Regions from separate parts of the Homo sapiens genome. Here region 1 is linked to region 2. Evidence: chromatin contacts called from ENCODE Hi-C or POLR2A ChIA-PET data. All regions are on one chromosome and are shown on one strand. Each heading gives the region's core, a stretch centred on a gene start or an enhancer-like site at or near the end of the contact. The rest is flanking DNA. Distances are from core to core; before and after follow the strand shown.

What was found. Hi-C counts contacts between places; a loop is a spot of excess contacts on that map. ChIA-PET counts read pairs that join two places held with the same protein, here RNA polymerase II (POLR2A).
Region 1: a map of Caco-2 shows a loop between it and region 2 (2.1-fold over the local background). The contact joins two enhancer-like sites. A Hi-C loop is called at or near these places in 1 of 168 maps with a recorded cell type or tissue (Caco-2). POLR2A ChIA-PET finds 5 or more read pairs at or near these places in 6 of 52 experiments (A549, H1, T-cell and 2 more).

Annotation. Positions count from the first base shown.
Region 1 is chr4:139,840,402-139,846,090 of GRCh38, reverse strand. The region is part of intron 2 of MAML3 (mastermind like transcriptional coactivator 3); the gene reads left to right. Among named protein-coding and RNA genes, the nearest start is that of MGST2, 180 kb to the right of the region's middle. Within about 2 kb of position 1,275, at least 2 of the 41 ENCODE cell types and tissues checked have a DNase peak (open chromatin) inside an H3K27ac peak, as active enhancers do.
Region 2 is chr4:139,805,449-139,810,527 of GRCh38, reverse strand. The region is part of intron 2 of MAML3 (mastermind like transcriptional coactivator 3); the gene reads left to right. Among named protein-coding and RNA genes, the nearest start is that of MGST2, 140 kb to the right of the region's middle. Within about 2 kb of position 1,672, at least 2 of the 41 ENCODE cell types and tissues checked have a DNase peak (open chromatin) inside an H3K27ac peak, as active enhancers do.

The DNA of each region.
Region 1 (5,689 bases), core at 26-2,525, 36 kb before region 2:
GGAGAAAGCATTTCAGCTCCTGGATTTTTTGTCACTGTCAAGCTGTCACAAATAACTATGTCTGCTTGGAGCATTTCAAACTCTGAGTTCTCTGTTTATATAGATGTTGGGATTTCCTCCCACTCCTAAAAATATATTCTAGATGAAGGGGTTAAAGATCAACATTACCCTGCTAAACCTTACTCTGACTCAAGATTTACTTAACGAACTGTAATTTTACTACTGCACAGATTCAATCTGTTGAGCAAATAAAAATCATTTTGAAAATGACCTATGTATTTATTCAGTTTGTATTTCAGAATTATCATAATATCAGGTATAAGGGGATTGTGGTACCAATGAAACTATTCTATACCATTCACCATAGATTTATAAAGGAGACTACAAAAGAGAAAATAAGAGATGACATCATATGAAGTGCTTTAGTTCAGATAAAGGAAACATCCAAAAATACTGAGATGAGTAAAATTTTATTCAAAGTAGGTTCCTGCTTTGTCTTGATCTCAATCCATTCTAACTCCTGATGTCATTTACCGTGTGAGATCTTAGTACAATCATGAAAAGAATATGAGCATTTATCAAAACTCTCTGACATCTGTATGTTTAGAAATGAACTTACACAGCAAAATATGATTTCCTTGCACTTATTTAATTTTTCTAACTTCAATTTCTACCTATGTGTCTCTGCCAGTTTGACCTGATTCAGACACCCAGAACTTGAATAAAGAAGCCCTCTTCTATTTTCATTCTTAATGAATATACCTTTTCCCATGTCCACATTGAGCCTCCCTTCTGTGTACTCTGTCTAATGCAGCCACATGTCTAGTTCCCCCTCTCTGTCACCACCCTCACTTCTTCTTTCCCATCTTCTTACTTCTTTGGTGTGACCTCTCTGTAGGACAACATGCCATTTCTGATTCCCCACACACATACCCTATCATTGATACCTACCCTCAGGATTAGATTCTGTCTAAGTAATTTGTAGAGCCATCAGGCTTTAGTAAGTATTGGACTGCAAGTCAACACCCATTATCTCATCAAAAGGGATGCTGTGTTGGGGCAGAGGGAGAGAGAGAGAGAGAGACAGAGAGAGAGACAGACAGAGAGAGAGAAAGAGAAATAGAAAGTCTCTTCCAGGAGAAAAACCATATTGATGATATCAAAAGGAAAGGAAGGTGAATAGTGTGAGCCAGAATAGGACTAAACAAATGGCAGGCTTTTGTTCAGCTCTCTGGCATCTGGACAGCAGCTCTCTGCTTCTTACTCAACCTGTCCCCAGGCTCTCTGCAGTCTTGTCTTCTGGTCTCATTTTATGTCATCCCACTATTGATGAACAGAAAATTTGGGCAGCTGCCCACCATCCCTATATCCCACCCACACTGTCAACAACAGCATGTGAAGAGGAGCCATGTGGCTGCAGTGGTAAGGAAGGTACAGTCTATGACCAAGAAAGAGACACTAAGTAGATGATTAAGAGCAGTACACACTGCTCTGACAGCCTTATTGTCACAACTGATTTTCAGGATGTTGGCAGTGATTCTGAAGCCTGTAGAAATTATCAGGTTTTAAGGGATTGAGAGTTCACCAGTGGTCCACTCTTGGTGAAGTAGGATGCCTTGCTTGGTATTGTTAACTCCCACATCATCTCTGTGCCAAGAAAAAGACAGCACAATGCCACCAACATCTAAACAGTGGCATCTAATTGATTTCAATCTTAGTTCAACAGTGTGACCAGAAGGATGTTTCAATTACCATCACCATATGGGACACTGAGTGTCTGATTAGTAGGGATGCTCCTGTTCTTCATTCTTTAGGCAACTACTCATTATTGCATAAGATGTTGTCTCTGATGATGAAATTGTATCCCAATGGACTCAAATAGTATGCATAGAAACTTGAAGGTGTTTCGCTTACAGCCAGAGTGCAACAGAGGTTTTGGAACAAGCTGGGTCCTACCAGAGCCAGAGGTGTAGCAGCTGCAGACTTCCACTCTACCCGCACCTCACATATTAGTTGTGAATTTGATAAATGCCATCCTGAAGAGCAATTGATTTATTAATTAGCTGATTCAGAATGTTCTTAGGACTCATTTGGGATATGGAGTCATTATAATTTAAAAATGTCAGCGCAGTGCAATAGAAGATGAAAATGGCACCTCCCAGGGGCCCTGTGGGCCAAGCTTTCTCCTTTGGTGAGTGGGGTTTCTCTCGATGGCTACAATGCCGTCCATGGGAAGTTGCTTCATCAGACCCAAACAGTGAGGTCTCAGGAAGTGAAGAAATGCTCATTTTTTGAAACAGAAGCTGAGGTCCAGACTAGGACGTGATCAGACCAAGCAGGACAGTAATAATTTGGTTATTAAACTGGAGATAGTAGCAATTTCATTAGAAGACTCCGAATTAAGATACTTCAGGAGTCATTTCTAGAGAAACCCCAACTGTATATAATTACCTACATCTATGAACAGGTAATCCTATAAATTTTCTAGCAAAACAGTTGGTGAACTAAGAAGGGAAAATATGGGCTAGATTAACTTATTATGAATGTTAATTCATCAGGTTTTGGGTTTTACTTTTGCCTTGTCCTTAAACATGGGTAATTAAGACCTGTCAGTAGTGTAAGTTGGGATTTGAGTTCAGGATTTTGGAAATATTCTAATTCCCTGTATTGGGACTAGGTAGTAAATCTAAAATTGTGATATATCAAGTTATTTTCTGGTGTGTTTTCTAAATTTGAGCACATGGACCCGAGAGTAGACACATCTTAGTATGTACTCAGCTTTGGGCAAAAGATAGATGGCGTCACCTTTCTTCGCATGCTGAGCTCCATAGTAGATTGAGGACTTGGGTTGGAAGCAGTAAGGTAATTGCCAAAGCCCCATTATCAGGTGGGTACACGTAGAGCTTTTGGGAGGAACAGATGCCATAAGTTATCAGTTTAGTCTTACCTTCTCTTTAGAGGGAAAAGAAGTTGGAGAAAGCGTCTGCAGCTAACAAAAGGAACTGGCCTTGGCTGGACGTGGTGACTGGGGACTGTAATCCCAGCACTTTGGGAGGCTGTGGTAGGCGGATCACCTGAAGTCAGGGGTTCAAGACCAGCCTGGCCATCATGGTGAAAACCCCCCGACTTTACTAGAAATACAAAACTTAGCCAGGCATGGTGGCACACACCTATAATTCCAGCTACTCGGGAGGCTGAGGCAAGAGAATCACTTGAACCAGGAGGCGGAGGTTACAGTGAGCCGAGATGGCGCCACTGCACTCCAGCCTGGGCAACAGAGTGAGACTCTGTCTCAAAAAAAAAAAAAAAAAAAAAAAAAAAAAAAAAAGGCAAGCGGATAACTTGAGGCCAGGAGTTCGAGCCTGACCAACACGGTGAAACCTCATCTCTACTAAAAACACAAAAATTAGCTGGGCGTGGTGGCACACACCTATAATCCCAGCTACTTGGGAGGCTGAGGCATGAGAATCACTTGAACCAGGAGGCGGAGGTTGCAGTGAGCCAAGATTGCACCACTGCACTCCAGCCTGGGTGGCAGAGCAAGATCCTGTCTCAAAACAAATAAAAATAAAAATAAAAATGCCTCCTTTCTAGGATTGTGGGAAGAATTAAACTAGATAATGAGTAGATGCTCATGAATGCAGTAAACGTGAGTTCTCTTCTCTTTCTGTTTTTAGATATGTGATACAGTCACTTACCCATTCCATAATTAGTTTCCTTGTATGTAAAATCAGGGGATAATAATGTCAACAAATAGTTATCTGCTTAACATTGTTTTATTAAAAAGCAGGTATGTTCGCATGAATAAAACAACCTTCCCTTTTAAACTCCTTGTTTGGCATCCTCAAACCTCTCAGCTTGTTTCAGATGGGAACTTCAACCCAATATCAGGTCACAGTGCCCAGGTTGATCTGTACTCCGTGTGGGCTCTGAAAGCATCACCCCTGCAGAGGCTGGAAGCCCTAGTCTTCCCAGGGGATGCCTTGTCTGCAGGTACTGCCCCCAGCCTGCAGTGAACTCTGGACCTTTTATTGATCCTGTGTGCATCTGGCTCCACTCTGATACCAGGAAGAATGGGGGTTGCTGGCCCTGGACTTGGTCCTGGACAAATAAATGTGTTTGTCAAAGCCCTTTCCTGACATCGGTTGTCTCTAGCCCAGGTGGCACTGTGGAGGGTAATTAGTTCTCTTTATTAGAGGGAACATCAGGAAGCTCTGCGCTGCTCACCGTGGACACATGTAAAAAGATTTTGTTAATGCAGCTGTTACTTGCCTTTTCATTATGCTAATGGGCAGCCTGTAAGAAATGTAACTTCCTGTCACTGGCACCAAGCAACACCTATCAGACAAAGCATTGTTTCTTCTCACTGTTGATAAGTGTGACTTGTGGGGACCAGCGATAGGATGCTCATTTTTATCTGCTAAGTGCACAGCGCTTGTAAAAAACCAGCAGTGGCCTTGTTACCACTTGACGTGACACTAGGTTTAGCTGTTTACATTGACACACTGCTGCACCCTTTTAGAGCTGCAGCCAGGGGTCAGATTCATTAGAAAGCGTCAGCGCCGATAGTGAAGCAGCATCTGGTGGGATTCTCTCTGCTCTCCTGTTGGAAGCAGCAAGGCAAGGCGCTTGCATCTTGAAATGGGTGATTTTTAAATCTTTTCTTCGTTTGATTATTTGAGAACCCCTGTTTGTTCCTTGACCCTACATGAAGAAGATGAGAGAGAAAGAGCTGGACATAGCATTCACCCCAGTGATGAAGAATGGGAATGTTGGGGCCTGCTGTTTGTTGCTTTTCTTTTTGCTGATGTGTGGCTCTTCGTTGCCCAAAAGGTCTGCAGAGAGGGAGTTAAATGCATGTGTTTTTCTTGCACAGCAGCAAGGCTAAAATGTGGAAGTAAGCTAAGTAAACCTTTATAATTAGTCCTTTATGTCTTTCTCCTTTTGCCTCCCTATGTATGAGTATTGCCTTGATAAATTTGGTGACCATACTTCCCTTATAATGCTGGAAGCCACATATCTTTTGGTTCTATGTTGTTATCCCTTTAGTCATTTAGGATATGGAGGATGATCACCCAGAATCCTTGGTTCATTTTGCAATCACTGTGACCAGATGAGTTGCTGATAACCTAGAGCAGCCAGAGTGCTTGTTGCATTAAGAGCCAGAGCCCAGGCCTTCACTTTTGCCACATGTGACTCTATGTCCATGAAACTATGTGCAGGACAATGCACACGGCAATTGAGAAGGTTCTGGAGACCTTTCATAATGTTGTGTGAGGGCTCGCTGGCCACCATGGCAGAGAGAGCAACATCCTCCTTACCTTCAGAAACCTCTGGCACCACCAGCATTGCTGACATATCTCACGCCCTGTCACAGCTTCTTAGTTCAACAGGCTGCAAAAGCTCCTCCCCACCTCCACCTGTTCATAAGGATGTAAGGATAATTAGTGCATTTTCTCAAGTTCAATGATACACTCATTTTGAAAAGCAACTACCGCATTATCCTGCCCTTGCCCTTGGGAACTGGATCCCTTCATTTGTCGAGAATACCCCTTGCCAGGCCTTTTCATCTAGCCGCTGCTCACACTGCACCGGGGCTTCTGTCTGGGTGATTCTTGCTGGGTCATGCCAGGAGGTATTTGGCATTTCCCTAAAGCCCATCATGTGAAGTAAGAGTACCACCGAATCA
Region 2 (5,079 bases), core at 423-2,922:
AGACCTGTACAGATATATATTGATAAAAATTAATTTTAGGCCAGGCATGATGTCCCATGCCTGTAATTCCAACACTTTGGGAGGCCGAGATGAGAGGATCACTTGAGGCCAGAAATTTGAGATCAGCCTGGGCAACATAGCTAGACCCTGACTCTAAAAAAATTTTAAAATTAGCTGGGTGTGGTGGTGTGCCTATAGTGCCAGCTACTCAGGAGGCTGAGGCCAGAGTATCACTTGAGCCCAGGAGTTTGAGGCTGCAGCGAGCTATGATGGGGCCACTGCACTCCAGCCTGGGTGACAGAGCCAGATCCTGTCTCTAAAAAAAAAAAAAAAAAAAAAAAATCAATTTTGGTTTACATATTGCATGATACCTCTTGGCAAAGCATTAGGAAAAATGAAATTTGGAAATCACAAGTCAAAAAAAATGTATTTTTCGCTAGAATGTCTGAATATAAGACTATAAAGATGATTTTACAGTCCATGTCTTTCTTTATTTCTCTTCCCTTTATAACTATCCACCCACAACCTCTCTTTACTAAACTCTTCTCTTGATCCCTTGAGAGGTTCCTCAATTTGTATTTACCATTATTCATCTACAAAGCTTTATTATGCAGTCACTGGAGCATCCGTGTGTGTGTGTGTGTGTGTGTGTGTGTGTGTGTACGTGCAGGTATAAATGTGTATTTCTTTAATCAGCCCAACAACTGACCACCCCTGTGCTTTCTTCACACAGCAAACCAGGTGGGAGTCAGGAAGGTGGGGGCTCACATGTGGGGTGGGTTATGGCCAGCCAAGCCTGCAGCTGAGTATTTATGAAAACAACAATGCTCTGTTAGAGTTTGGGTCTCAGAGGGTGAGAACACATATGGTTTCCGTGGTTTTGGGTCCACAGAGTTTTCCTGCCTGTACTTACGATGGACTGTTTCCCATCCTGCCTTGTTTCCCGCCCCAGGCCCCGTGACTGACGTGTGCCGGTGCACAATCTAGCAGAGGGTGGGGACCAGGGTCACATCTCCATAAGCTACGTTGGAAGGGGCCTTTGTTTTCTCTCTAGCAAAATAAGCATGGGTAACAGAGGGTAGAGGTGTGGTGCTGTGGCTGCTTCTGTACAGTGAAAAAATAAACAATATTCCAATCCCGCATAAGCTAGGCTGCCTCCTAAAATCAGCAGCTAAGAGCACATCCTCTCAAGATAAATACAGAAGGGAAGGAAAGAAAGAAACCTCTCCTTCCCCATTTAAAAATGTTTCCCTTCTCTTGTGGCCCTTGTCTAGCTAGTCTTTGCCTACCTTAAGTTCTGGCTGTCTGTGTAGAAACCAAATGCCACAGTCCAAAGGAGAAGCTCTTTCACAGGGAAAACAAAAGGCAGCTGTCAGTTTAATCCCAAGCTCCCTGATAACATTCCAGCAGAGTTCCTTTTTCTGGAGATGAAATAAGAACCCTGGCAGGCCCTTTTGACTGGTCACATAAATCATTTGTAGTAATTGCTCTGAGAAAGGAGAGCCTCTCAGGCTCCAAAGAGTGAGTGGGGGAGTCACACACCGACATTCTTTCTTTCTCTCTCTCATAAACACACACACACATGCACACTCACAAACACACCCTGTGCCACTGCCACTAGCTGGTCTCACACATGTGTACATTCACCCACACGCACACCCCTTGTCTCAGGGATCGCTGAGAGGAGTTGCTCACACTGGGGTAAGCTCAGTGAGCCATGTATATTTTTCGAAAGCATAATACGGAATATCATAAACAGCTTATGTTTCCTTCTCTTTGAGATTGAGGCCGTGTAAATTATTCTGAGTACAGTTTGGGAGGGGATGTTGGGAGAGTTGACAGGAAATGTGGGAGGGAGAGAACACAAAGGTAAGAGGGGGAATGGCAGTGACTGGCTTTGTTAGGCTTATCCATTGCTGTGTATCCTATAATGTGTCACCTGCTTCCTCCTTTTTGCCTTTTCTGGTGAGAACTGAGATGTGGTCATAAAAATCCCCCATCCTGTGATCTGGGAGTTGCTGCTGAGGCTTGGCAGTTCACTAAGGACCGAACTCTGAAAAGCCACAAAGCTATAATATCCCTTCCCCTCTGTGGCCAATAAAGCTGGTGATAATCAAATAACAGGACTTAGAAGTGGTATGGTGCCTGCAGCGGTTGGCCACAGGCCGGTGATATACACCCTTCACTTGTAGGCTGATGTGTGTTCATTGAAAATATTGAGGCCACCAGTGATGTTGGTGGGGGGCTCCCCCAGGCACACACAGTTGTTTGAAGAATGAATGGATGGATGAATGAATACATGAATGGATAGATGGATGAATGAATGATGGATAAGTTGAGCTCACTGTTATGTTATGAAAATAGCTGGAAAAGTCAGAAAAATTGGATAGCTTGTCTGACAGATGAATGCCTCATCCCTCTCCACACACTGCAAGTTATAGCTGTTCTCAGCATTGTGCCCGTGGATAGAGAAGAGAAAGTGAAGGGAAGGAAGAGCCGAATATGAATGGAGGAGTGTACCTTTCCCCACTCCACTCTTCAGTCCTGATTATAGAACAGCCCTGGCTATGAATCAGTGCTGCTGTTGAACATGCAACTTGCTAAGCTAAAATTCACTGTCATTTTGTTTTGTTTGATAAGAAAATATATCAAATTTGGAGTGTATCATGTATGGGCTATAGGCTTTGTCAAGCTAACAATTGGAGTGTATCATGTATGGGCTATTAGCTTTGTCAAGCTAATAATAAAGTCAACCTTCTTTATTTCTTTCCCAACTTATTTGACACCAGTGATCTAACTTCAAAAGGAGAGCAAACAAGGGTTGGCAAAGAACTGTGTTCCTCCCAGTGTAGCTCACGTGTAAAAGCAGTGTGTTTTCCACCACAAGGCTCTTCTGCCACTGAGGCACGGACTGTTTTAGGGTACGTGTATGCTCCCTTGAGGTATCCTATGGAGTCTGAGCTCAGGCCATCCTTGGTTTGATCTTTCTCCCATCTGCCCCACGCATAGCCTTGGATGTAATTTGTCATTCCTCTCTTGGCTACCAAGCCAGTTGTTAACAGGCCGGCATGTGTAGGTGTACTGAACCAAAGATGGCTCCTGCATATGGCTAAACAAGTGCAGGGTTTAAGGTAATTCCGAATCGAGGCTTTCAGGTATGGGTTAGTAGATTTTTGCTTTAATCTATAAGGTCCACTTAGGTTGGAGTTCTAAACTCAGACATACACACACACACACACACAAAATAATAGCGTATATGCATATGATACTTTACAGTTTGCAAAGCAGCTTTCCGAATGGCAAGTCTTGTCAGTTGTTATTTTTAAGCTGAAGAAACCAAAGTTTAGAGAACGATAAATGGCTTATTTAGGGTCATAGAGCCAACAAGTGGCAGAAACTGGAATAGAAGCCAGGTGATGACACAGCTAATTTAGTTTGCCACTGAACGTATATTGTCTCTTTAAATTATTGTGGTGAATTTTAACAAATTCCTTTTTACATAATATTTTAAGCCTAAAAAGTCTGTTTATTTTAGAAATTTAAAGAACTATGCACCTGATGTGTTTTTAAAATCATGCATAATCCTACCATTCAAGATGATCTCTCTGTATCATTTGGAAGTGATGCATACTAGTTAATTTCTATGCATATGAGACAAATATAATGTCTTGATTTAGACAGCATTAAATCCAACAGCATTTGGTTTTGTATCCTACTTTGTTCACCTATATTATTGAGGTTTTTGGTCATTTAACATTCTTTATAAAACCTGATTTTTAATGCCTGCATAATTTTCCCATAAATTATTTAAAATTTAATCTGTCACCTATTGTTGAACATTTTAGTTGTTTACCTTTTGTTGTTTACGAACATCCTTTTAAATCTATCTTCAGTGGAATTTCTGACTGTTTTCATAGTGTAGATTCTTAAAAGAGCAATTTCTGGGTTGGAAGTTATTAACTAGGATCTTGACGTGTGTTGTATAATTGGTTTCCAGAAAGATCTTATCAATTTATGCTTGCCTACTGAATGAGCTCCCTTACCACATCTTATCCAGCTTTAGGAATTGTTATTTTAATTTTTTTCCAATATAATAGTGAAAAAATATATTTTGTTCTTTTAATTTGCATTTGTATGATCATTAGTGAGACTGAACATCTGTTAAGAATTATTGGCTAAATTATATTTTTCATTCATAAACTGTCTCTATTCATGTCTGTTGCCCATTTTTCAAAAATAGGATATATATTTCTTTTTCTAAAAAACTTACATATTATAAATTTGCATTTATGCCAATATTTTGTCCTAGCTTTTAATCTGCTTGTTAATTTTTAAGGGTTTTTAATGTACAGTTTAAAAATTTATGCAATGAAAACTATTAACCTCTTCCCTTGTAACTTCTAATTATTTTATACTTAGAAAGACTTTATACCAAAATCATGAAATACTGACTTTTAAAAATGTTTTTGGAGTTCATTTTTTACATTTAATTATATGCTCTTCAGAAATGTATTTTGGTATAGTTGCAAGGTGCAAATCTAACTTCAGATATCCCCCCTTATTCTTGTCTATTTCATAATCTTTCCTTTCCCCATATTTTTAACAGATAATGAATTCTTAAGATCTCCTTCTGGACTATCATTTCTCTTGCATTGAACTATTGGTTTTTCCACCGCTCGCATAGTATTCCATTATTCTGGTTTTACAGTAGGTTCTAACATCTCATATTGCCTTCTTTAGCTTCCTTAGCTTCTCCTCCCAGTTTATTTTTCCAGAATAACTATAAAAAATTTATTAAATTCCTAAATGAATCCCTCTGCAATGCTGATTTGAATTATATTAAATCTATAGAATGGTCTGGGAAGAGTTGACTTCTTCACAATATGCAGTCTCTTCATTCAGGAATAAGAACTATATCTCCATTCACTCAAGTCTTTTTTAAAGATTCTCTAATTTTCTTCTTGTAGTTTCTATTCATTTCTTATTAAGGTTATTCTTGGGTAACTCAAGTGTTTAATTATTTCTGTTTCTGAAATCATTGCAAAGTGGCATTTTTAAAAAGAGGGTCTTGATTAGCTA